4 separate regions of the Mus musculus genome follow, and regions 1, 2 and 3 are each linked to region 4. A link is a contact called in ENCODE POLR2A ChIA-PET data. All regions are on one chromosome and are shown on one strand. The core of a region is the stretch at or near the end of the contact, and the rest is flanking DNA. Distances in the headings are between cores, read along the strand shown. Region 1 holds the start of Angptl8 (angiopoietin-like 8). Region 2 holds the start of Kank2 (KN motif and ankyrin repeat domains 2). Region 3 holds the start of Smarca4 (SWI/SNF related, matrix associated, actin dependent regulator of chromatin, subfamily a, member 4). Region 4 holds the start of Ldlr (low density lipoprotein receptor).

Region 1 (6,402 bases), core at 3,351-5,850, 110 kb before region 4:
TCTATGCAGAGAGTTCCAGGACAGCCAGGGCTGCACAGCCAGAGCAGGAGTCTTGGGTTCATGCTTAGTCTCGGATGAAGCACGTGTGGGCCGAGGAGGGTCCAGAAGACTGAGAGGGGTCTAAAGGAGTCCCTCTCTGGGCCCTTCTGCCCTGCAGCTGGAAAAGGTGCTGCAGCAGGGGGACATCAGTGAGTGCTGTGAACCCTACATGGTGATGAAGGAGGCAGACACAGCGAAGGTATGTGTGGGTGAGCCGGACAGGGTGGGAGCTCAGGACCTGGGGGTACCGCTCAAGTGAAGGCCACTGAGCAGGGGGGTCGGGCGCGTCTCCCCACAGAACAAAGAGAAGCTGGAGAAGCTGCGCCTGGCTGCCGAGCAGTTCTGCACCAGGCTGGGCCGCTACCGCATGCCCTTCGCCTGGACGGCTGTGCACTTGGCCAACATCGTGAGCAGGCCCCAGGACCGGGATTCCGACTCTGAGGGCGGTGAGGACACTGGCCGCATGCTGGCTCACCCCAGCATTCACCCATCCTGCCCGCCCGCCCCCGCCCCCGCCCCCGCCCCCCTTCAGACATCAGCACTCTGATCTCTAATTCCTGTTGTTCTGCTACCTTGCTGATGTCTCCTAGAACGCAGACCCACCTGGGCCGAACGCCGCCGTCGGGGGCCCCAGGATCGAGGCTATAGTGGGGATGATGCCTGCAGCTTCTCTAGCTTCCGCCCGGCCACGTTAACTGTCACCAACTTTTTCAAACAGGTGACCTTGGTATAGGACAAGGGGTTTGGGAGGAAAACAGATTTCTTTTCCTCCTGGGCCCCCATCTATCTTGGGAACTTTCAGCCCCCTTACCTTGGGGAATCTGTATCTGGCAGGAGGCAGAACGGCTCAGTGATGAAGACCTTTTCAAGTTTCTGGCCGACATGCGGCGACCATCATCCCTGCTGAGGCGATTGCGCCCTGTGACAGGTGTGTGGCACATCCTATAAAGAAAGCAGAGCTGTTGCTCACATAGCCATTCAGCAACCATGCTGAGGAAAATGGGTACCGAGGACCCAACCCTGGGGCATGGATGAGCAGTGGAAGGACCAGGGCAGCTAGTGGGCTTTCGTTCCTGCTGGGTGCAGCCCCCAGAGGCCATCAGGAGGCAGGCAGCTCGGAAGCTGAGGCAGGTGGAAACCAGGTCCTTTCTCCCCAGCTCAGCTCAAGCTTGACATCTCCCCGGCCCCCGAGAACCTGCACTTCTGCCTGTCCCCTGACTTACTTCATGTCAAGCCCTACCCTGACCCCAGGGGACGGCCCACCAAGGAGATCCTGGAGTTCCCTGCCCGCGAGGTCTACGCCCCCCATTCCTGTTACAGGTACAGCATTCTTCCTGTGTGTGCACAGGTGCACGTTTGTGCTTGTGCATTCTTGGGGGGGGGGGGATGCTAAGGGTACGTGAGTGCATGTCTAAGTGTTTGTGGAAGCCAGAGAGCCGCCTTGGGTGCTGCCCCTCAGCTGTTGTCCACCTGGCCTTAACCTTTTTGTCATAGTTCATTTTATTTGGGGGAGGGGTCCAACACACAGTCAGAGGATAACTTTTGATCACTTCTACTGTGTGGGCTTTGAGAATGGAACTCAGGTTTGCCAAGCTTGTGGTGACCTTTGCCCTCTGAATTACCTCAGGATCCCTACCTTTTTTCTTTTTTTTTTTTTCTTTTCTTTCTTCCTTTCTTTCTTTCTTTTCTTTTTTTTTCTCTTCAAGACAGGGTTTCTCTGTATAGCCCTGGCTGTCCTGGAATTCACTTTGTAGACCAGGCTGGCCTCGAACTCAGAAATCTGCCTGCCTCTGCCTCCCGAGTGCTGGGATTAAAGGCGTGCACCACCACACCCGGCTCCTACCTTTTTTCTTTAACATTTACTGTTACTATTATTATTTGTTGAGACAGGATCTCACCATGTAGCCCTGGCTGTCCTAGAACTTACTCTGTAGACCAGGCTGGCCTCAGACTCATTACCTATGCCTCCCAAGACCTGGGACTAAAGGTGTGCACTGCCATGCCTGGCTTTTATTATTTTTAATTATCTGTGTGTGGGTACATGTGCCTGTGTGTGGACCTGCACCTGTGTGTGAGTACGTGCACCTATGTGTGGGAACACACATGTGCTTGTGTTTGGGCACATGTGCCTGTGTGTGGGTACACTCACATGTGTGTTAGTACGTGCACCTGTGTGTGGGTAAACACACCTGTGTGTGAGTACAGACACCTGTGTAGGGTACATGCACCTGTGTGTGGGTACACACACCTGTGTAGGGTACATGCACCTGTGTGTGGGTACATATACCTGTGTGTGGGTACATGCACCTGTGTGTGAGTACACACACCTGTGTAGGGTGCATGCACCTGTGTGAGGTGTTGAGTAGACCAGAGGCTTTGGATCCTCAGGAGTTGGAGTTGCAGGTGGTTGTGAGCCACCTGATAGGAGAGATGGAAATCAAATATGGGTCCCTACAAGAGCACTGTGTGCGTCTAACTAGAGCCTTCTTCTACCAACTCCCAGTGTTTTTTATTCTCAGAGTCTGTCACAGCCTGGAACGTGCCAAGGCTGGCTAAGGACCCGCCTGGTCCTCCTCTCTGTACCTTTGCAGTGTTGAGATGCTACGTCCGTGGCTGTGGTTCTGTAATTGAAACCCAGGACTGTGCGTGCTGGGCAAGTGAGGTCCGATAAGCCCCCGCCCAGGATGCCCCATGCTTGCAGAAACAGATGTGGACACTGTTCATAGATTGCCTCTGTTCTCTTTTATTGTGGGGTGTGTGGGCATAAGGGGGCTCGTGTCTTTTTCCAGCCCTCCTCCACAGGGCTCTGTCTTCTGCCTTCCATCCCGCCTGCTTGCTTCTGTCTCCGCTCTGCCAGGAAGCGGGGTGCACTGGCCAGGTCCAGCTGATGGGCAGCCGGCTCTGTCAGCCCTGTTCATGGGCCTGGTGGAGCGCTTCAGTGTTCCTTGCAGCACAACTGGTCCTCGGTGGCATCCAGGTAGTCTCAGGCTGGGAGGGCTGCTGTGTGGAGTCTAGGGAGGGAGGTAGAGCCCCGTCAAGGCCAGTGCTTCGGGGAGGTGCCCTTCAGTGGACCTAGGCAACTTCCACTGCTACCCCAGAGTAATCCCACCAGGCTCACCTCTGCTGGATCTGTCGCAGCCACTGTTGCTGCTCTGCCATCTCCCGCTGCTGTCGCTGCACGTGGCCAGTGAGAGCCCATAAGAGGTGGCTCTGCTTATCAGCTCGAGCCTGTGGGGTAGTATATAAACCTTAGCTGGGAGATCTGGGTCACCTCCCATCTCCTGACCACTGCAAGTTTCTCTGTTACCATCCATGGGGCCCAGCAAATGTCCAAGACCCTCTGGCCTCAGTTTCCCTGTTTGTAAAGTATATCTAAAATGGGACTTGCTCTGTATAGTTTGTAGATGCACATCAAACAATATTGATTGGTTTCTTGATACATAGCACCAGGACTGCGTGGGTCCTGGGAATCCATCTCAGGTCATGGGCTTGGCAGCCTTTACCTGCTGAACTAACTACCTTGTTGGTCCCTTACTCATTCATTCATTTACATATTTTGAGACAGGGCTTCATGTACCCCAAGCTTAACCCGGATGTCTACCTAGCCAGAAATCACCTTGGACTCCACACACACACACACCCACACACACCCACACACACACACACACACACACACACACACACCTGCCTTTATTCCCAGTGCTAGGATTGTTCTTTCTCTTGTTCTCTTTGAGACAAGGTATCACCATGTAGTCAGCTGGCCTAACTTTGTAGCCAAGGCTGCCTTTAACCTTCTATTTCTCCTGCCCCTGCCTCTGGAGTTCTAGAACCACAGCTGTGCCTGCTTCTTGCCCTTACTTGCAAAGGTCACTTCCAGAAGGTCACTGAGGCTGGAACCCCATATACAACTGGAGGGTCCTCTAGCCCAGGATTCAGTGGTGGCCTCTTTCTGAGAAGCAGGCTATACCCCTCTCAGACCTGGGAGTCCCTTACCTTTAAGGTCTCAAATTCTTGGTGGGCTTGACCGAGCCAGGCGCCTCTCAGCTGCACTTGTAGTCTCCGTACAGTGTCCCGCAGAGCCTGCTGGGCCCGGGCCACTTCCCCCAGTGATCGGGCTGTGGCTTCAGCTCGAAGGTGTAAAGCGTCCTCTTCCACCTGCTCAAGGATGGTGTGTCATCAGGGTATGTTTCCTCTGTTCTGGGTTTACCATTTCCTCAGACTCTTACCTGCCACCAACACCCAGCTCCAGTGCTCACCTGAATCTCCGACAGGCTGGTGCGAAGCTCCTGTGTGGCATCCTGGCCCTGCCTGACTTCTGTCCCCAGGAATTCCAGTGCTCTGTCATAGAGGCCCAGGCTGTGCCCAGCTTCTGTCAGGCGAGCCTCTGTGGCTCTGTACACGCCATTGAGGGCCTGGCCTAGCTGCAGGGCCCCGTGAAAGAGCAGGGTCAGCTCTTCATATTGAGCTGGCTCTGGACCACCCAGAGGGGCCACTGGAGCGGGTCGCACTGCTGATGCTAAGGTCCACAGGAGGCAGAGAGCAAGCACAGCCATGGCTGACAGTTTCGTGGGTGTGGTTCCCGGGCCGCTGCGGCTGCCTTTTATTTCCATAGGCTGCCATTGACCCCCCTGGTCAATGGTTAACCGGCCATGGTTGCACAAGGGCCTGGCGGAGGCTCAGCCATTGCATCAGACTGATGGCTAAGCAGGCCATGCTGATATCACGCTGCTAGAACTCAGGGCCAGCTGTGTGTGGGGGTTGGAGGTAGTGGGCAAGCTCAGACCAGAGCTCTCAGCGCCAGTGTCTGTATGAGCATATCACTGCCTTGAGCCTCAGTTTCCCATCTAAGTGTAGAACGTGGCTCCCTTCACATCCAACACAGCAGGCCCAGTATTGCTGGGCCACCCAAAGGGCCATCCAGGGGCTCCAGCCTTGTCTCCTTCCTGCAGACAGCTAATGCAGGGGTCACTGGGTGTGGCCAATAGCTGTGGAGGAGGGGCGAAAAAGTGACATGACAGACATCCTCCTTCTGAGATCATGGAGCCTGACTCCCCGCATGGTTTATGATCTGTGCTAACTTCGATTTAACTTCCTAGAACACACAGGGCAAGTACTGCAACCCATTTTCTCTACCTAGGCGTCCCACAAGTAGTACTAAGCATTTGTTGAACATCCACTTTGCGCACTCAAAGGAACAGCCTTGCTTCCCTTGCAAATAGAACGTTACACTCTGAGGTTGCGGTAGGAGGAACATGAGTTCAAGGCCAGCCTGGGCTACAGAACTAGATCCTCTCTTATGGCAAGAAAACAAGAGCTGAGGTGATGCTCAGAGGTAGAAGGCTTTCGGGGCACTCAGCATTCCATCGCTAGCACCACAGAAAATGGCCGTGAAGTTAGTCATTCGCGATGAGCTTGACACCGAGAGTCACAGGACTCTGTCACAGAGACCCACTCACTGTTCTGTGTGGAGACTCGCTGTTACTGGTTGTTGGTACAGAGCTTCAGAGGCTGAGCTAGCAGGCCAGATGCCTCCATCACACAGCTTAAGGGGGCCTACAGGGTTGGGGCTTGTGCACTTACAGCTGGGGAGAAGAGGCAAGACCAGGTTCCGGTTCTCTTTGTATCTGAAAGACAGACCCTATAGATAACTCCAGGGAGCCAATAAGGTGGTAGTGTGGGCTGCGGGAGGCCAGTCTGCCACCTGGCTACTGGTGGGACCACCTTATGTTTTTAATTATTTATTTATTGTTGGGGGGCAGGGTTGAACAGAGATGTCCAAAGAGGCCAGAGGCATCAGGTCCCCCTGGAGCTGACTGAAGTGGGTGCTGTGAACTGAACTTGGATCCTCTCAAAGAGCAGTGCGTACCCTTAACTGCTGAGCCACTTCTCCAGACCTCTGGCCCTCGGGGGCTGGAGCCAGGGCTCAGGTGGTAGAGTACTTGCCTAGTGTGCACAAAGCCCTGGGTTCCACCCCCAGTACCTGATATGCCTGTCACCCCAGCACTCTGGAGGTGGAGACAGGAAGTTAAGACCTTAAAGTCCTTCTAGGCTAAATAGCAAACTCAGATCTGCCCTGAGCAAGATGAGACCCTGTCTCGGGTATTAGTTGTTTTGGTTTTGCTGAGAGAAGATTTCCCTATGTAGCTTTGGCTGACCTAGAACTTGCTATGTAGACCAGGATGACCTTGAATTAGAAAAACAAAACAAAAACAAAAACACCTCTGACTCTCAGCACCCATCTGTGCCTGGCCTTGTAGCTCCCTGAATCTAGCTAGATGTGTGCATACAGAGGTTCCACCCACTGTCTGTGTCACCTGGGGTCACAGCCCACCCTGTTTTCCATGCATGTGCTTCATGTCCATC
Region 2 (6,204 bases), core at 2,760-5,259, 75 kb before region 4:
CGACACTTATGAGCTCAAGGATCGGGTGACCTACTTCGATCGGAACTATGGGCTGCGGGCCTTCCTCTTCTGCACACCCTTCACACCAGATGGACGTGCGCACGGAGAGTTGGCCGAACAGCACAAACGCAAGACGCTGCTGAGCACGGAGCATGCCTTTCCCTACATCAAGACACGCATCCGAGTGTGCCACCGTGAGGAGGTGGGACCCCAGACCCCTAGGGAGGGGAGGGAGATTCGGGGACTCAAGGTCCAGGGGGAGACTTTTCCAGGGAGGAAAAGGCAGAGGAACCCCACAAACAGTGCATTTCAGGGATGCTGGATTTGGGAAGAAAGAGATGGGGATATAGCAGATTGGGTTTGGGCAGTAGAAGGACCCAGGCTGTAGGCTCCAGATGCAAGCCTCTACCATCCAGCCTGGAGAAATGTGGATATCTCAACTGTAGAGTCCCTAGACCCGAGGGCAAACAGCAAGTGAAACAGACCAGAAACCCCAGCTGAGTCAAGACCCACCAGGGAGCACAGATCTCCAGCACTGATCATAGCCTGGGACCCTCCTGCCCCACAGAACATCACAGGCCCCAGCAGGTGTATCCAGACACGCAGACACATGTACTCATGATACATGTACTCATGTACACGCAGACACATGTACTCATGATACACACACCCCACTCACTCCACAGACAGTGCTGACACCAGTGGAGGTGGCCATTGAGGACATGCAGAAGAAGACCCGGGAGCTGGCCTTTGCCACCGAGCAGGACCCTCCAGATGCCAAGATGCTGCAGATGGTTCTCCAGGGTTCTGTGGGACCCACTGTGAACCAGGCATGGCTGGAGTTTCGGGGGGTGGGGGGCAGGATGCTGGCCACCGTGGGCCTCCAGTTGCTATCCAGGACCCTCATGAGTCTTCTCGCCCAGTAGGGTCCCTTGGAAGTGGCCCAGGTGTTTTTGTCAGAGATCCCAGAAGATCCCAAGCTCTTCCGACATCACAACAAACTCCGGCTCTGCTTCAAGGATTTCTGCAAAAAGTACAGTGGCTATTGTAACCCTGCCATCCTGACTCCATGCTGTTCCTGCCAGAACCCAACCTGACTCCCTGCTTAAATGCACAGACCCCATTGTGGGCCTGTGTATGATCACCCCAGACACATGCACATCCCTCTTGTTGCTCTCTCTCTTGAGTGCCACTCCCCAGTAGCCTCTTTCTAACCCCTCAGGTGCGAGGATGCACTGAGAAAGAACAAGGCCCTGATTGGCCCAGACCAGAAGGAGTACCACCGGGAGCTGGAGCGTCACTATAGCCGCCTGCGGGAGGCTCTGCAGCCTCTGCTTACCCAACGTCTGCCCCAGCTGCTGGCACCAAGTTCCACCAGCCTCAGGTGCCCACTGTGGAGGCTGTCACACATGCACATACATGTGTTCCGTGTGTGGTGTCCCCACTGGGTCATGAGACTTCATCTATCCTGGTTTTCTATTGCATTTGACTTAGTGGAGTGGGGCATGTCTGTGTCAATGCATGTGTGGGAAATCACAGGACAGATTGCAGCCATCAGTTCCCTTCCTTCCACTAAGTGGGTCCCAGGCTTTGAACTCAGGTCAGCAGGCTTGGTAGCAAGTACCTTGACCCACTGAACCATCTTGCTTACTCTCCCCCCCACTCCAATGATGGAAATTGATCCCTAGGGTTTACACTAGGTTAGTGTCCCACCACTGAGCCATGTCCCCAGCTTTCAGCCAGCCATCTGAGCCTCAGTTTCCACACCTGTGAAATAGACATGATTCTAACATGCTGTGAATCTTCTGGTCAGGGAAAGCAAAATGGCTAAGTGATTAAAGGTGCTTGCAGCCAAGCTTGAATACCTGGGTTTGAGTCCCCAGAAACCACAACCACATGGTAGAAGGGAAGATTCGGTTCTAGTAAGTTATCTTCTGATGTCTACACACACACACACACACAGAGAGAGAGAGAGAGAGAGAGAGAGAGAGAGCAAAAATAAATGTGATTTCTTTAAAAGAAAAAGATCAAATCGGGCTGGACAGAAGAAAGGCCACACAGATTCTTGGAAGGGTTTTCTGATGCTGGATGAAGCTGTTGGGGTGGACTGTGGAGCTGGGGTCCTGGGGCCTGCTAACCTGCCTTCTGCCCCCAGGAGCTCCATGAACAGATCAAGTTTCAGGAAGGCTGACCTCTGACAAGGCTAAGAGCCACACCCAGAAGACCAGCACCCACACCTCAGCTGCCTGTGCCTTTCTGGAGTTATAGCTGCCCCGAGTCGAAGTCCTAGGAGATGAGCCCCCTGTCTGTCTGCACTGATGGATTCTAAATTTTGTTTTTGTTTGTTTTTAATTTAAAGTGAGTTTTATATACAACCTGTGTGGTGTGCTGACAGTTGACATGGCCCCTGCCCTGGGGGCAGTGACGTTCATTCAGTGGGAGAAGAGAACACACTCACATTGTAACATGGCCATGGGAAAGAGTGTTTCCTGTGTGCGAGGTCACGTGTGTCCACCTGTGGTGAGGGTTTGCGTGTGCAAGCGTGTGATGTACGAGTATTCCTCAGTCTCTCCACTTTTTGTTTTGTGTTTACTTTGCTTCCCAGCCTGGCCTTGAACTCACAAAGACCCATCCACCTCAGCCTCAGCCTTTTCTACTAAGTGCTGGGATTAAATGGTTTATCATTTTTAATTGTATTTTTTTCTCCTCTTTCTCTCTTTCTGTCTGTCTGTATGTTTGTGGGTGCATGGGTGCCATGACACACATGTGGAGTCAGAGGACAGTTTGCAGAACTCAGTTCTCCCCTTCCACTGTATAGATCGCAGGCATTGAGCTTTCAGGCTTGCAGCAGGCACCTTCGTCTTGACATCTGACGAGCCTCCCCTTGGTCATCCACTTATTTTTTGAGACAGGTCTCATTGAACCTGGAGTTCATAGATGCAGCTAGGTTCACTGGCTGGTAAGCCCCAGCCATAGAGATCTGCCCAGCCCCCAGAATTCGGCTTACAGGTAAACTTGTGGGCCCAACTCTTATGTAGATGCTGGAGTTCGAACTCAGATCCTAGTTCACACCGGCAGGCAGTTTACCCACTGAGACATCCACCTGTCACGTGTGCTAAGCAGAGGCTTCCAGGAAGCTATATTTTTCCTCTTTCCTCCCCTTCCCTTCCTCTCTCTTTCTTTCTTTCTTCCTTTCTTTCTTTCCTGTTGTTTTGTCTTTAGTTTGTTTATTTTGAGACAGTCTCTCCTGGCTCAGAATTACTGGAGTAGAAGGTGACCTCTCTAGTACTTGATCGCCCTGGCTCCACATCTTTCATGTGCTGGGACTACAGGTGTGCAGTCCCGCTGTGAGAGTGGCTTCAGAAAGTCCAGTGCAAACAGAAGTTCATCTCTGGACTAGGGTGTAGTTTAGAGGCAGAGTGATTAGCATTCAGAGTCCTGGGGTCCATCCCCAACCTCACAAAATCAATAAACCACGCCCTGTGATTTGTGTCAGCCCAAGAGTAGTATGAAGGGAATTTTCTGAACACACTTAACAGATGGGTCATGTGATTGACCCCATTTTGCTGATGGGGAAACTGAGGCACAACTTCAATTTCAGGAGATTGGGGTGTGGGTGCTGCAATCTTAGAGTTTGGGTCGGCGGTCACGCCATGGTGCACCCGGCCTGCAGCTGGAAGACTTCCAGCTGCTGGCGGCCAACGGGGGAGGGGTGACCTCCAGTCGCCGCTACCGCACCCGCCCTCGAGCTGGGCTGCGGCCAGCTCCGCCCCCTGCAGCGTCCAGCTGCGAAGGGCGGGCACCAGGCTTGGAGAAGCGGGGACCCTGTCCGGAGGGCTGGTGGCCAGGAGCCGACTGAGACCCTAGGACGTGCTCAGGCCGCAGCGAGAGCGCGTGCACCCCCACGACCACCCTTCAACTTCGCCCCCAGGCCCCGCGGCCGAGGCGCCCGGGAGACTGGAGGGGCGTGGCTTTCTGGTGGGGGCGTGGCTACCGCGCTGGCTCCGCAAGCTTGCGGCGACTGAGGCGGAGCGGGCAGGACGCCTGGGACGGCGGAGGCTCGAGCGTGCCAGGCGAGTGGGACGGAGGGCTGATCGGGGTGGCGTGGGGTCCGGGCTACTCTAGGGGCACTATCAGGATTTCTAACCCACCTCCAACCCGAGGCTACAAGCTCGCACACTCTCTCTTAGCTGGTCCCTCTCAAGTCTTAACATCTGCGCCCAAACTTTGCAAACCGGAGCGTCTGGGTCCCCGCGCTCCTCTCCCCTCCCCAGCCCTGACCTGGGCCCTGCTTCCCTTGCCCCTAGCCCACCTCTATGCCTTTATCATTCCCTGCCTCTCTTCCTCTGCTCCGCCACTCTCGTCTAGCTCTGTCCCCTAACCTTCCCAGGTCCCCGCTCTCGCAGCTCCGGGTGGCCGGACCAGGCCCCTCAGCGGCGGGAAGGCATCCGGGCGTCCGGCCGGGCTGGGCCTGGCTGCTGGGCGGGTGTGGGGATCAGCAGATGTTTGCCATTAGACTGGGACCCCGCAGGCCCCGCCCCCTCCCCGCCCGGGGCGGGGTCCTCCTCACCCCCAACTTTAGGGGCGGAGGGAGCGCGGCAGGAAAACCCCCAGATCCCAGATTCACCCAGGCTGGTGGTGGGGGGGGGTGCACTCTGGGGAGACCCTGTGGCCCTTTCCTGGAAACTCCCACCTGTTGATTCTTCCAGCCTCCTTCCGCCTCTCTCATCCCGGGATCTTGTGGAGAGAGGGGCCTCCTCCGACTCCCGCCACGGAGTTACCAGCCTGAGGTTAGATAACGAGACCCGTAGACCTCCATCGCTCCATCTGGAGAGTAAGATGTATAGGGTCTAGGGGTGCTTTGGGCGAATCTGCCCCGTTTTAGGTTCAAGTCAGAGATCTGCCTGCCTCCGCCTCCCAAGTGCTGGGATTAAAGGCATGTGAGGCTACACTCAGCTTGCAAGATCTTTTTCCAAAAACATAAGCATGGCTGGGGATGGAGAACGTGGGCCTAGCATGTATGAAACCGGGGGTTCCACCCCAGAATGTATGGTGTGGTGTGGTGTAGCCAGCCACGCCAGCACTTATGAGGTGCAGGCTGGAGGATCAGGATTTCAGGGTCATCCCCAGCCACATAGTGAGTTTGAGGCCAGCCTGGGCTACAGGAAACTGCCTTAAATAACCAAACAAAACGGTGTGGTAATTATTCATTATTCATTCCACCTCAGTGCCCCTAGCCCAGGCTACCCCAATTCTGCTCCCTACTTCTGTGTCTCTCTTAAGTCCTCAGAAAATATTTTGGACTAACTTCCTGTCCTTGGAGGTTCTGAGGCTCCAGGCAGATGCAGAGCCAATTTTATCTACAACTGGTAACTGCATTTCAGGTGTTCATGCCAGCAAAGTGAGGGCAGAGACGTGAGGAGACACAAACTGGAGGGACAGAGCTATGGAGGGGAACTAAGCCAGAGGGAAGGACCATCCGAGGCCTGCCTTCATGCCCAGCAGGCGCCCCATCTGATCCACCCTCCCAGGCACCCACTGTCCCAACATCTACAGCCTAGAGTGGCCTGCTCTGGAGGGTGAGATGGGTGGAGGTGTCTGCAGCAAAGCAGCTGCAGGGCAGACAACAGAAAGGACTGACCTTGGCTAACCTCCAGGGTTGAAGTGGGCTTAGCAAGAAGTCTTGATTATCCCCACTCTGCAGCCTGTAGGCCCCCCTCTTTACTTCCATCTCTATGACTTTCCAGTCTTTCACCCCACTCTATCCCTACTGTATCCCCCCCCCCAACCCAGACACATCCTGAGGGGGCAGGAAGTTCTATGTAGCTGGGCAGTGAAACTGTTTATTTTTAGAGAAAATTGTTTCCATAAAGAGGAAGGCTTCTCAGAACTTGTATCCTCACCACTTTCCCGACCCTCCACAAGGGCCTGGACTGGCTCTCTGCTTTGAGGTCGCCGAGGGGTCCCACCTCCATGTTGTCCCTTACCCCCCTCTGCAACCCCACTGGAGTGTCCCTGTTAGCACCCTGGCCCTCCACCAGGCCTTACCCTGCTCTCCCTGTGCACTTTCTATGCTGGGCAAAGGGGAGGGGGCACAGGAAGGGTGGAGCCACCTGCCCTGGGGGCCATGTGCAGGCTGTGGGAACAGCTGGAGCCTGTCCAGGGCTGGACAGATGTGCACACAGTCAGGGAGGTTTGGTTTCT
Region 3 (6,312 bases), core at 29-2,528, 110 kb after region 4:
ATGAAGCCAGCCTGGTCTACATGAGGAGCTGGATGTCAGCCTAGGTTATAAGAGTCTGTCTTCAAAATCAGAATAATGATGATGTAGGAACGATTTGCCTAGTTCTTCCCAATCCTAACAGCGAAAGTAATTCCCTTGTACAAAGGAGGAAACCAAGAGGTTTGGCGAGATTAGCGATTTCGCCTAAGGCCACACAGCAAGCTGACAGCAGCCGGCGCTGGGCATCAAACTCAAAGGCTGTCTGTCAGTTCAAACAAAAACTTGTTTCTAGTTCCTGAGGAGTCACTGGAGGTAAAAGGGATCAAGTAGATGTCTTCGGACCCGCACAAAACACTTGCCTTCGGTGTTTTAAAATAAAAAACCCTATCTTAAAAACTGGGAAGGGCCAAGGGACTCAAAAGAAAAACAATGCCGCCGAGAGCAAACGTCCCCAGGCATCTTTCACTTTTTAGGCAAACATTTTGAAGCCATGGAAGAAATTCTTTATTTTTCCTTCAAAATCTGCAATAATGAAATTTATCAAAAAAAAAAATAATAAACATGAAGAAAGTAAGGTCTGGAGACCGAAGAGGGCTCATGACTGTGTCCAAGCTACACTGGGCATCAATAACTGAGGTAAAAATGTTGCTCCCGACGCCCGACCACAGGGCATTGGGATCCCACCCGTTACAAACGAGGCCAGAAAAGCCCACGACACCTAGCCACTGTTCAAAGTTGGGGTCCACAGAAATTAAAGTGGGGGATCTGGATCTCTGAAACGCCAAAGGGAAGAAGCTTTGTCCAAGACCCTACGAGAACGCGCGCGCGGCCTTCACGCGGCCCAGAGCCACCCGCCTCGCCGGCCACAGTCAGGAAGCCGCCGCGGTCTCGCTGCACTGCGGCCTGAGACGCGCGCGCAGGGCTTCTTGACCCTCAGGCGCCGCCGTACCGCGACCCCGCTTTGGTCGCCCAGCTGCCCCCTCCCCCTCCCGGCGCCTCCGCTTCATTCAAACCGTCTTGCCCAAGCCCCGGGAGCCTGGTTCCGCCCGGGAGCCTCCATTCCTTACCTGGAGGTAACGGCGCCGTAACCTTCCTGGCGCCGCCCCCAACCCTCCACGAGGGGTCGGGGACAGAGTGGGCGTCTCGCTTCTCCTCAGGAAACAAAGAAGCCGTCTCCGCCGCTGCCAAGCGAGTGGGAAAGCCTCGCGCGCGCGCCCGCTGGGCTTCGCCAGGCCACCCCCCCCCACCGCACGCGCCCGCCGCGCGCCCCCGCCTCCCTGTCTACCCGCTCCACTTGCCCTGCTTCCGCTGCCCGGCCGGCCTCGTGCGCGCGCCAGCCCACCCTTCCGCTCTCTGCGCGCATGCTCAGCCATTCGCTGTGCGCACGCGTACTAGTCCTTTGAGGGCGCGAGGAGGTGGGCGGGCCCAGAGGCTGCACAAGATCCTGGTGCACCGCCCCTGTGGGGGGCTCGGGGCGGCTCTGCGCAAGCGCACATCTACCTCCCAGGCACGAAACTGGGCCTCAAGCCGGGAGGCATGCGCAGTGGGGGTAGCACTGCGGCGACGCTTAAAGGTTGGGGGAGGGGGTGGGTGGTCCAGATGGGAGATAGTAAGGATGAAATTAAAGTCCTCAGGCTCGGAGCAGTTGGAGCACCCAGGGAGGAAAGAGAAGCGGAGAGATGGCCAAGCTATCCCAGGACCGGCAGAGCCCACGCGGTGCTAAGTGCAGGCCCGGGAAACGCTTTGATCCTGGTTCTGGCGCTGCCCTGCCTGCTCTGCAAGACTCTGCCCTGGCCACATTTCCTGCAGAACCTGCTGAGGCCCAGTAATTAGCTTTACAAATATTTATTGAGCTGCTATCGGCTACTTGCTGCCCTCTATTACAGTCTGTGGGGAGGCAACCGAATGAATAAGTAAAATACAGAGTGTGAGGTAGAAACAGCCATATTCACAATTTAACTTCTGATTTCCAAGAAAGCCATTAGCCTTGGAGCATAGAACTCTGTCCAAATCTGTAGATTCATGCCTCTGGTTGAGTTTTTAAAATATTTGGTAGTGTTCGGGAGGCAGAGGCAGGTGGATCTCTTGAGTTTGTTACCAAGGTGTTACTTGTTTTTGTTGTGTGTCTTTATGGTTTGTTTGTTTGTTTGTTTGTTTGTTTTTATTTTTTTGGTTTTTCGAGACAGGGTTTCTCTGTGTAGCCCTGGCTGTCCTGGAACTCACTCTGTAGACCAGACTGGCCTCGAACTCAAGAAATCCGCCTGCCTCTGCCTCCCGAGTGCTGGGATTAAAGGCGTGCGCCACCACGCCCGGCTGTCTTTAGTTTTTTAAGACGGGTTTTCTTTGTGTAGCCGTGGCTGTCCTGGCACTTGCTCTAGACTAAGCTGGCCTCGAACTCAGACATCTTCCTTCCTGAGTGCTGCATGCATGTACCAATCCAGCTTGGTCTTTTACATAGTGAGGTTCCAGGGCAGCCATGGATACAAAGTGAGACCTTCTCTAAGTAAACAAACAAAAGGGTGTTTTCTGCCACAAAGAACAAAAAAGAATGTTTCAGGCCATTAAATCACTGGCCTGCTACTGCCTCTTAAACGCTAGGGTTACAGACCCAAGATACCAAGACTGGCAAACTATCATGGTATTTTCGCTTGGTTGTTTTGTTTTGTTTTTGTTTTTCGAGGACAGAGTTTCTTTGTGTAGCTCTGGCTGACCTGGAACTGGATCCTGAGACCAGGGTGACCTCGAACTGACATCTACCTGCCTCTGCTTCCCCACCACCACCCCCCACCCCACCCCACCCCCAACACACACAGCTCAGTTCTGGTTTTCAGGTTTATTTTCAGCCGGAGTTTAGTGGCATTTGTCCTTAATCTCACCAAGCTGATCTTTGTTTGTGGCCAACTTTATCCACATAGTGAGTTCCAGGCCTGCCAAGGTTACATAATGAGATTTTCTCAAAAAAATAAATTTTCTCAAAAAAATAAATTTTGGTGACTGGATAGGTGGCTCAGCAGTTAAGAGCACTTGCCCTTGCAGAGGACCTCCATTCCGTTCCCAACACTTCTCGGGGGCCAGAACTGCTTCCAACTCAGGAGCTTCGCCTGAGTACTAGGAATACTAGAATATTCTCTCTCTCTCTCTCTCTCTCTCTCTCTCTCTCTCTCTCTCTCTCTCTCTCTCCCCTCTCTCTGTCTCCAGAGTGCCATAATTAAAGGCATGTGCTACCAGTACCAGCCATACTAGATTTTTAATTTTTTTAATATATTTTTAAATTGTTTTCTTTTTTTTTTTTCTTTTTTGAGACAGGGTTTCCCTGTGCAGTCCTGGCTGTCCTGGAACTCACTCTGTAGACCAAGCTGGCCTCAACTCGGAAAGCCACCTGCCTCTGCCTCCCAAGTGCTGGGATTAAAGGCACACGCCACCACTGCCCTGCTGTTTTTGTTTTTCAAGACAGGGTTTCTATGTGTAGCCCTTCAGTAGGCTGGCCTCAAATCTGTAGATTTGCTTGCTGTTGCCTACTGACTGCCTGGACTAAAGGTGTGCACCATCACGACCTGGCTAGATTTCTTTTTAAGTATCATCTATGGACTAGGAGGGTGAGAGTATAATTCTTGCTTGTAGTGTGTGACTGGCATGCATGAAACCCTGGGTTCCATCGCCAACACTGAGTAAACTAGACATACAGGCATAGAGACACGTGCCTGTGGTCTCAGAAATAGAAATGCAGAGGCATGAAGATCCATAGTGCAAAGTCATCCTCAGCTTCAGAGAGATTTTTTTTTTTTTTTGAGACAGGGTTTCTTTGTGTAGCCCTGGCTGTCCTGGAACTCACTCTGTAGAGCAGGCTGACCTCAAACTCAGAAATCTACCTGGGTCTGCCTCCGGAGTGCTGGGATTAAAGGCGTGCGCCACCACTGCCCAGCTTTCAGAGTGAATTTGAGGCTATCTGGCTATATGAGACTGCTTCACAGGGTAAGAAAAGGGGAAAGTGCCGGGCAGTGGTGGCACATGCTTTTAATCCCAGCACTTGGGAGGCAGAGACAGGCAGATTTCTCAGTTCGAGGCCAGCCTGGTCTACAGAGTGAGTTCCAAGACAGCCAGGGCTACACAGAGAAACCCTGTCTCGAGAAACAAAATAACAAATAACAAAAAAAAAGAAAAAAGAAAAGAAAAGAAAAAAAAAAGGAAGAAAGAAAGAAAAAGAAAAGAGAGAAAAATGGGTGGGAGGGGGTGGTGATAAACAGAGACCAGGCTGCCTGTCTATTGAGTGGGCAACTCTGCCAAACACTCAACCTGCATCAACAAATTGGGTCTTTTCCATTCTAGATAGGTACGTACCAGGAAAATCATGAACAAGAGTCCAAATATATACAAAAGCTGGACCAGGTATAAGCCAGACTTCATAGTTAGCACACAAGTATGCTGGATCCAACATTGTCTTGTGTTCTCCATCTGTAAAACAGAAGCAGTAACTTTTACTAGGACCCCTCAGGACCAAGCCAGCTGACGGCTTTCTAAACCTTATTGTTTGTTTGTTTTTTGAGACAGGGTTTCTCTGTGTAACCTTGGCAGTCCTGGAACTCACTCTGTAGACCAGGCTGGCCTTGAACTCAGAAATCTACCTGCCTCTGCCTTCCAAGTGCTGGAATTAAAGGTGTGCGCCACCACAGCCAGGCTTAAAGTTTATTGTTAAGGAAGTAGACAAGTGGGGTCTGGACCTCTTCCTTGTCCTGGTTAGTTTTGTCAACTGAAACAAGCTTGAGTCACTATGGAAAAGGGAATCTCAGATGACAAACTGCCTCTATTAGACTCTACTGTGGTCATGTGTATAAAAGACTGCCTTGACTAATGATTGATGTGGGACCACCCACTGTGGGTGGCACAATCCCTTTGCAGATGGGCCTCAGCTGTGTAAGAAAGCTCGCTGAGAATAAGCCAGTGAGCAAGGCAGTAAGCATTTCTCCATGGTTTCTGCTTCTAGGTTCCTGAACTGACTTCATTCAATTATGGAACTATAAGCTGAAATAAAATCTTTCCTCCCCAAGTTGCTTTTGGTCTATCACAGCTACAGAAAAGTAATAAAGTTTCCTTCTTCACTCAAATTTTTAAGTTTTTGGTTCTATTTATCTACTTATTGAGAAAGGGTTTTTCTGTGTAGCCCCACTGTCCTGGAAATTGCTCTGTAGACCACGCTGTCCTGGAACTCACAGAGATTCACCTGCCTCTGCCTCCCTTGCTGGGATCAAAGACATGTGTCACCACTTCCAAGGTAAATTGTTTTTGGGTTTTTTTTTTTTCTATTAACAGCATACATTGTTACTCTCCCAGCACTTGAGAGGCAAGCAGATATTTGTGAGTTTGCCTATGTGTGTGCATAGATATGTGCACATGAGTGCAGGTGCCCACATAGGCAAGAAAACTGCAGTTCCTGCTGCAGCTGGAATTATAGACAATAATTGTCAGTCACCTGATGTGGTCATTGGGAATTGAACCCTGGTTCTTTGCAAGAGCAGCGAGTTTTTGGAGTTTTCTTGTTTTTTGTTATTATCTGTTTTGGGTGGGAGGTGGGTGGTTGTATTTTTTCAAGGCAGGGTTTCTTTGCATAGCCCTGGCTGTCCTGGAACTCGCTCATTAGACAAGACTGGCCTCGCTCTGAAGACCAGGCTGGCCTGGAACTCAGAGCTCCACCTGCCTCTGCCTCCCAAGTACTGGAACTAGAGGCATTCGTCACCACGTTGCCTGGGGGTTTTAGAGACAGGATCTCCTTATGCAGTCCAGGCTGTCCTAGAACTGTCCATGTAGACCTAGCCTCAATCTCAGCCTTCATCTGCTCTAGCTGCTGGGATCAGAGGCAGGCACCACTACTGCCTGGCTCGCCCTGAAATGCTTTTTAAAAGATTTATGTGTATGAGTACAGTGTAGGTGTACTAAGATGGTTGTGAGCCATTATGGGAATTGAACTCAGGACCTCCACTCGCTCCGGTCCAAAGATTTATTTATTATTATATGTAAGTAGACTGTAGCTATCTTCAGACACTCTAGAAGAAGGCGTCAGATCTCAGTAGGAATGGTTGTGAGCCACCATGTGGTTGCTGTGTTTTGAACTCTGGACCTTTGGAAGAGCAGTTAGTGCTCTTAAGAGCTGAGCCATCTCTCCTGCCCTGAAATTTCTAAAAAACATGTTTTATTACATGTATATGTGCATGTGTGCACGCGTGTACATGCACACATGCATGTATGAGAGGGCCGTGATGCTCATGTTGAGCTCAGAGAAATTTGCAGAAGCCAGTTTTACCCTACCCTGTGAGTCCCAAGTTGTCAGGGTTGGCAGCA
Region 4 (6,892 bases), core at 1,495-3,994:
CTGCCCGCCAGGTTTGTAAGCTCAGAGATGCTCAAGTGAGAGGTTCTCAGAGCTGAGGAGTCAGAAGCAGGGCTAGCCTGAGCTGTACGCTGAGAACCTACAGAAAAAAAAAAAAAACCAGAAAGAAAGGAAAACTATGAGAGAGAGAGAGAGACACTGGCACAGATGAATTGCCAGCCTGGACTACATAGAGAATTCCAATTGCAGGACAGCCTGGGCTTCAGAGGGAGATACCCCAAAAAGAAATGAAAAGAACAAGAGAAAAAAATCCAACCTTATCCAGTGTTTTACCAATTTTACTCAGCAAGAAATGCAACAGAGACAAATGAATGCGCCCATGGCATGCTAACAGTGCTTGCAAACCCGTACTCCTCCCGTGTTAGACAGACCTGTGGCTTATCTGACACCCCTCACACCGACTGCTGGCTCTGCGTTTGTGTGTGTGTAGCCAGAGGTCCGAGTTGAATGGCTTCCTCAGCCTTCCTCCTTCTCTCACTGAGCCCAGATCGCACCCTCAAGCCCTGGGACCCTCTGAGCGCCGTCATTTCAGGCTGCCCCACGTCACTAACTGAGCCACCGCCCCAGCCCCCAGATCTGCTCTTGAGCAACCCGAAGATAATGTGTGCATGTCGAATCTTTTCCTTCCTTCCTTCCTTTCTTTTTTTTTTTTTTTTTTGGTTTTTCTAAACAGGGTTTCTCTGTATAGCCCTGGCTGTCCTGGAACTCATTTTGTAGACCAGGCTCCAGGCTGGCCTCGAACTCAGAAATCTGCCTGCCTCTGCCTCCCAAGTGCTGGGATTAAAGGCATGCGCCACCACCACCCGACTAGTGCATGGCGAATCTTAAAACAGACAAATCGTCCAGTTAACACATGTAACCCTAACATAGAGCAAGCTGTAGTCACCGTCGTTGCTATGAGCATGAGAGTCTGGGGAGACCAGCACCGGGGCCCTTGGCCTTCCGGTGAGATGGGAAACCTCAGCTCTTGCTCAAGACTTTATAAAATGGTTTTCTTTCTTTCTTCTTGTTAAAGAAGGCAATGATGGGTGAAACGCAAGCTGAGCAGGGTATCTGGTCTAGCCTTGTCTACAATTATAACAGGATAGCTAAGTGTTTGTCTCAGTGTTCAACCTCTCCCCTCTCCCTCTCTCTTAGTCCAGGGTTCACTGTATAGCCCTGCCTGCCCTGGAAATCACAGGAATCCACCTGCCTCTGCCTTCCAGGTGCTGAGACTACAGGTGTGCCCCAGGATGCCCAGCTCAGCCAGGCTGTCTCAAGGAAGCATCCCCAGGGATTGTCCAGTTGACAGCTACTCACAGCTAACTGAAGGGCACTCCTGCCAAGCTCCTGTGGGGTCAGAACCGAAGCTGGTTCTGAGGAGGAAAAAGCAATTAAAATGTTCTTGGCCAGCCAGGCTGACTGCAAGAAAAGCAGTAACCCAGGCATTCATGGACCCTGGTTCTATCCATGGTGTCCCCAAATCCAGGCATGGTGGCACATGCCTGTCATCCCAACACTCCCGAGCTGAGGCAGGAGAATTAGGGGCTAGAGACTACACAGTGACTTATAGGCCAGCCTAGGCTACATGAGACCCTGTCTATAAAGTGAGGGAGAGGTGGAGCACTTTTCCCAGTGCTGCAAAGAAGTTGTTGGTGAGATTGTAACACCATCTCCCTTCCTGTCCAAATTCCAACGCCTCTCCTAAAACTAAAGTCCACTTTATGGATCTGTCCAATCCTACACGTTCAGAGAGTGGGAACGAACCAGGCCTGCAAAAGTCTTTGCCAGGTCCCTGGCCCTCCCTGCCTGATGGTCTCAGCTACGGGTGTCTGGGTTGCCTGAGGCACATCTGCACCAAACCAGGGAAGTAGGGACAAGGTAGGGACTGAAGGCTCACAAGGAGGACCCAGCCGGCCCGGATGTGTAGCCCCACCCCACCCGGGAGGGTCGTGCAAGCCACGCCCCTGAACATCATCCTCTTCCTCCATTGGGCGAGGGGAGTGGCTCGAGGCTCGCCTGTTCCGGCTGCACCCAATAGGAGCTCGGGGGTGCGGTGGGAGGTGGGGTTAGGGCGGAGTTTTGGGGCACGCGGCAGTAGCCGGGTTTGAGTGCAGTGTGGAGACCCCCAAGTCCTGTAACTACGACTAGCGACCCCAAAGTTGAACAGCTGGGCCTGGGTCTCCCCAGCCCTTAAAACGAATGATGGGACCCCTCCTCTTGGATTCCCTCACACATAGCTCTGAAAGACACCTCTGACTTGGGAGAGCACCCACCGGACTCCCCAAACCCACTCTGACCCCCTACAGCTCTGGCACCCTATTTCCAAAACACTTCCCTCCAGCCACGTGGGAAGGACATCACATCAAGTTCGCACGAATGGTTGTATTTCTCGACCAAAAATAAAACCACTCGGGGCTCTCCGAGTTCAGGACGGCTGCCCCTGACCCCGGGCAGGCTCCTGGCGCAAAGCCTTACCTGCAACTCCGGCAGCAGCCAGGAGCAGGGCGATGACCCAGCGACGCATCAGATCCGCGGTGCTCATCCTTAGCTTCTGCGTTGCGTCCTCACTCGGATCACAGACCCCGAAATGTTCCCGCTGCAAACACTGGATCGCGGGCCCCACGGTGTCTCGGCTGCGAATCTGGGCTCGCAAGCCTCACGGTGTCCCGGCTGCAAACTACGCCGCACGCCCAGAGTCATTCCCAGTACTAGGGGCGAGGTTTCCAGGCGGGGGAGGAGTCTGCAATGGGGTGATTTTCAAAAATCTTCACCTCACTGAGCGGGGAGGAGCTTGGAACGGCCGATGTGACATCGTCTCTTTTAACCCCTGAAGCTCCCGCAGCAGTGGGAAGTTCCTCAAATTCCTCCCACAGAATTTCACCGCTTCCCGGACACTTAGCCGCCCGCGTTGCTGTTTGAGTGTTCAAGGGACGACCCACGCCCTTCCACACCCTGGGTCGCCTTCTGACGCTTTCCTTTCCACCTCCAAAGCAAAACAGAAGTATGCGAAGCCCCCTCCCACCCCCGACCCCTACACTTCTTGCAGCAAGTTTGCTTTCCTGTCTAGGAATGGGCACATAGATTTCTGACCCAAGTACAGTTGCAGGTTTTATCTGGATCCGTCCATAAACACAAACACTCAGCGAGAAATGTATATAAAACGCGGCGGCGTGTGCGGGTGAGCGAGTTGGCTCAGTGGGTGAGGGTGCAAGCCTGAAGACCTGAGTTTGATCCCAGGGATCCACATACTGGAAGGAGAGAGAACCAGAACCAACTCCAGCAAATTGTCCTCTAACTTCCACACACACTCCCCTGTACTAATTAATTAATTAGAAAGAAGAAACATTACTTGGTTTGGGGGGTAGGACCCAGTAGTTAGAATAATTATAATTATTAATGGAAGAATTCCATAGCAAGATATGGTAACACTGAAACTAGGAAGAAGGCAGGCAGATCTCTGTGAGCAAAGTCCAAACTGGTCTGGACAGCAAGTTCCAGACTAGCCTGGGCTACACAGATTCTGTTTCCTCCTCCTCTTCTTTCCTTCTTTCTTTCTTTTCTTTCCTTTTCTTCTTTTGTTTTGTTTCTGTTTCTGTTTGTTTTGTTTTTCAAGACAAGGTTTCTCTGTGTAGCCCTGGTTGTCCTGGACTCTGTAGACCAGGCTGGCCTAGAACTCAGAGATCTGCCTGCCTCTAACTCCTGAGTGCTGGGATTAAATGTTGAGTGTTTACTACCACCCCACTACCACCTGTCAAGAGACCCTGTTTCAAAGCTAAAGTTGAAATTATTTTAAATAATTCATCTGAGAATCAATGGGTTCCTTCCTGTGTTGACAGAAATGTTGATTTTTGGTTTATTTCCTTAGGCACCTGCTGGTACCGCTTTATCCTGTTACAAGGAGTTGAACACACAGAAGGGCATCTCTTCCCTCGAAGCAAAACCAACCACATGTGGCCTTTTTCCCCTCTTGACACTGGATGGCTAAACCAGAAGGCTGTCTGCCATGGATAGAGAAGTTTTGATGAATCAAAGGCTTAGGGATTTTCTAAAAGGGACTCAGATTCTGTCCCTGCCTAGCTCCCTGCAGAACAAACCAGGGCTAGTGTGTTGGCTTAGTGCATGCAGCCAGGACTGACCTGATGTGAGTTCAAATCCGAGGACCCACATGAGAGGAGAGAACTCGTCCCTGTGACCTGCACATTCATATTGTGATGTGTCACAGGCAGTAATAAAAAAGTAAATAATACATAATGCAAAACAAACTACCAGAAGCTGAACCGTGAGACAGGAGAGAGAACGGGACACACTGCATTGGGTTGGTAGGGTACCTGGCTTCGTCCCCAGCATCACGTAAACCAAGCCTGTTGTCACAATCTGTGGTCTCAGCACTCCCCGAGGGAGGCAGGAGGACCATGAGGATAGCCTCAGCTACACAGATAGTAGAAGCCAGAAGACAGAAAGGTGTAAAAAGCTGCTTTTGTGAGTTGATTTCTCTCGGTTTTTGTTTGTTTGTTTGTTTGTTTGTTTTTGAGACAGGGTCTCTCTATTACATGGCTCTGGCTGTCCTGGAACCCACTATGTAGGCCAGGCTGGCCTCAAACTCAGAGAGATCCATCTGCCTGTCAAAGACATGTGCCACCGCCCGAACAGCTTGGTTCTTTTTCTCCCTTGAGTTTTGAGGCGCTTATGCGTGTGCTCACACGTATATGTAGGCCAGAGTTCAACGTCAGGTGTCCTCCTTGGTTGCCTCTCACCTAATTAAAACTCATGGTATTACTGAATTTTGTGTGTGTACACACATGCCCATGAGTGCTGGGGGTCAGCTAACAGCTTACAGAAGTCCGTTTTCTCCTGAGTGGGTCTCCGTCCCAGCCTGCCACACATGGCAGTTCACACATGGCAGCTCCCTGGCTTGGCAACAGGAGACTCACTATAAATAACCTGTAACTCCTGGGCTCAGTGATCCCCTTTCTCTGTCTCCTGAACAGCTGGGACTCCCCCTCCTCTGCCTTGCCCTCCCCACTGGGCCTCCTTAGAGTCACCAGGAAGGAATCTCTTCCCTGAAGTCAAGCTGTGTGCTGAGCTGGTCACAGTGGCCGGGGCCTTCCATGAGGTAGGTCTGGGTGCTGCTTCTCTGCAGCACTCTGCTCTGGCCAGCTTGTCCCTGGCCAGTTTGCCCAGATCCACACCTGCCTGTGATATCTCCAAGCCTCTGCCAGTCCCTGCGGTTGGGCAATGGCCTCAGGTCATGAGGAATTGAATCAGGCTGTACTGGGCAATAGCCTCTAGCCATAAAAAAATGGCTTAACCCAGCCTTGACTATTCACCAACAGAGATAATATACTAAGCCAGTTACTGAAAACACCCCACGCTGCTCCCAGTTGAAATAGCTGTAACTTCTTTTTGTTTGTTTGTTTTTGTTTTTCGAGACAGGGTTTCTCTGTATAGCCCTGGCTGTCCTGGAACTCACTCTGTAGATCAGGCTGGCCTCAAACTCAGAAATCTGCCTGCCTCTGCCTCCCAAGTGCTGGGATTAAAGGCATGCGCCACCATGCCCGGCAGCTGTAACTTCTTGATGGCTATGGTGTGTGTGTGTGTGTGTGTGTATGTGTGTACACTATGTATGTGGTGTATATGTATAGTGTGTGTATGTATTGTGTGTGTGTTTTATGGTATGTATGTGTGTGCATATGTGTATGGTATATGTGGTGTACATGAATGGTATATGTGTGTGTATATGTGCTGTATGTGTATGGTGTGTGTAGTGTATTTGTATGGTTTATGTGAGTGTGTGTGTTATGTATGTGTGTATGGTGTGTATTGTGTGGTCTGTATATGTGTATGTATGTATTGTGTGTGTATGTGTGTGTATATGTGTATGTATGTATGTATGTGTGTGTATGTGTGTATGTATGTGTATGGTATGTGTATGTGTATGTGTGATATGTATGTGTGTGTGTGTGTCCCTGACCATCCTCATGTGCCCACTGTAGGAATAAAGCCATGACAGCCTGTTGGGGGTGGAGCCTGCTTCTCTGACTCCTTCTTCAGCTGCCACCCGTGTTGGCTCCTGTGTGGCCCTGGGCCACAGACTTTGCTCCAGAAGGTTTCTTCCCTGTTTCTTCCCCTCTGCTTGCTTTCCTCTCACTAGCTTGAGAGGATTCTGGAACTTGACCAGGAAAATGTTGGGTGCTGCTCCCCTCCCAGCAGCCACCCCAGGAGTGGACATAGTCACCCCAGAGACAGTCTTAGTCTCTGACTTCTTCCACCTCCTTCTCCTCCACCCCAGCCCTCTCCTCTTACCTCCCTATTCCCCTCCTCCTCCTCTTCTTCCCTCCTCCCTCCTTTTTTTTATTTTTATTTTTATTTTTTTAGGTTTTTGAGCCATCGTTGCTGGCTAGTTTTGTCAACTGGACACAAGCTAAAGCCATCTGAGAGGAGGGAGCATTAATTAAGAAAACGCCTCCATAAGATCCATCGAGAAAGCATTTTCTCTGTGTAGCCCTGGCTGTCCTGGAACTCACTGTGTAGACCAGGCTGGCCTCAAACTCAGAAATCCACCTGTCTCTGCCTCCCGAGTGCTGGGATTAAAGGCCTGCACCACACCCGGCTGTCCCTCCTCCCTCCTTTTCAACTCTAGAAAATACCTGCCCTTTTTTTGCCTAAAGCAAGACATACAAGTTGCTTGGATTTAAATTATTTTGTTCGAAATTTGTGGTGTGTGTGTTTGTGTGTGTCCATCTGCACATGCTTGTGCATGCCGCAGCCGGATTCTACACCAAGTGCTTTCCTTGTTATCTGTCCACCTTATCTTTAAAGTTGGTATAAACCCAGAACTCATTGACTGGATAAATTAAATGGGCTGGCTAGCAAGCCACAGGAATGGCCTGAT

The links. ChIA-PET counts read pairs that join two places held with the same protein, here RNA polymerase II (POLR2A).
Region 1: POLR2A ChIA-PET joins it to region 4 with 13 read pairs in embryonic stem cell. The contact joins the promoter of Angptl8 here to the promoter of Ldlr in region 4. POLR2A ChIA-PET finds 5 or more read pairs at or near these places in 4 of 5 experiments (Patski and embryonic stem cell).
Region 2: POLR2A ChIA-PET joins it to region 4 with 33 read pairs in embryonic stem cell. The contact joins the promoter of Kank2 here to the promoter of Ldlr in region 4. POLR2A ChIA-PET finds 5 or more read pairs at or near these places in 4 of 5 experiments (Patski and embryonic stem cell).
Region 3: POLR2A ChIA-PET joins it to region 4 with 24 read pairs in Patski. The contact joins the promoter of Smarca4 here to the promoter of Ldlr in region 4. POLR2A ChIA-PET finds 5 or more read pairs at or near these places in 3 of 5 experiments (Patski and embryonic stem cell).

The regions. Positions count from the first base shown.
Region 1 is chr9:21,833,708-21,840,109 of GRCm38, reverse strand. Angptl8 (angiopoietin-like 8) reads right to left here and starts at 4,600. Exons shown (of 4, transcript NM_001080940.1): 1 at 4,296-4,600; 2 at 4,033-4,194; 3 at 3,158-3,267; 4 at 2,763-3,050. The coding sequence starts at 4,592. The coding sequence ends at 3,023. Dock6 (dedicator of cytokinesis 6) reads left to right here. Exons shown (of 50, transcript NM_177030.3): 10 at 158-238; 11 at 338-485; 12 at 630-757; 13 at 874-967; 14 at 1,197-1,359.
Region 2 is chr9:21,796,351-21,802,554 of GRCm38, reverse strand. It overlaps Kank2 (KN motif and ankyrin repeat domains 2), which reads left to right and starts at 4,009. Exons shown (of 12, transcript NM_145611.4): 1 at 4,009-4,073. It overlaps Dock6 (dedicator of cytokinesis 6), which reads left to right. Exons shown (of 50, transcript NM_177030.3): 46 at 1-202; 47 at 687-830; 48 at 927-1,033; 49 at 1,223-1,384; 50 at 2,156-2,375. The coding sequence ends at 2,198.
Region 3 is chr9:21,611,135-21,617,446 of GRCm38, reverse strand. Smarca4 (SWI/SNF related, matrix associated, actin dependent regulator of chromatin, subfamily a, member 4) reads right to left here and starts at 1,278. Exons shown (of 34, transcript NM_001174078.1): 1 at 1,047-1,278. Mir1946b (microRNA 1946b) reads left to right here and starts at 3,871; the gene lies at 3,871-4,003.
Region 4 is chr9:21,719,428-21,726,319 of GRCm38, reverse strand. It overlaps Ldlr (low density lipoprotein receptor), which reads right to left and starts at 2,744. Exons shown (of 18, transcript NM_010700.3): 1 at 2,476-2,744. The coding sequence starts at 2,542. Gm26511 (a long non-coding RNA gene) reads left to right here and starts at 2,964. Exons shown (of 4, transcript XR_001779098.2): 1 at 2,964-4,479; 2 at 4,989-5,113.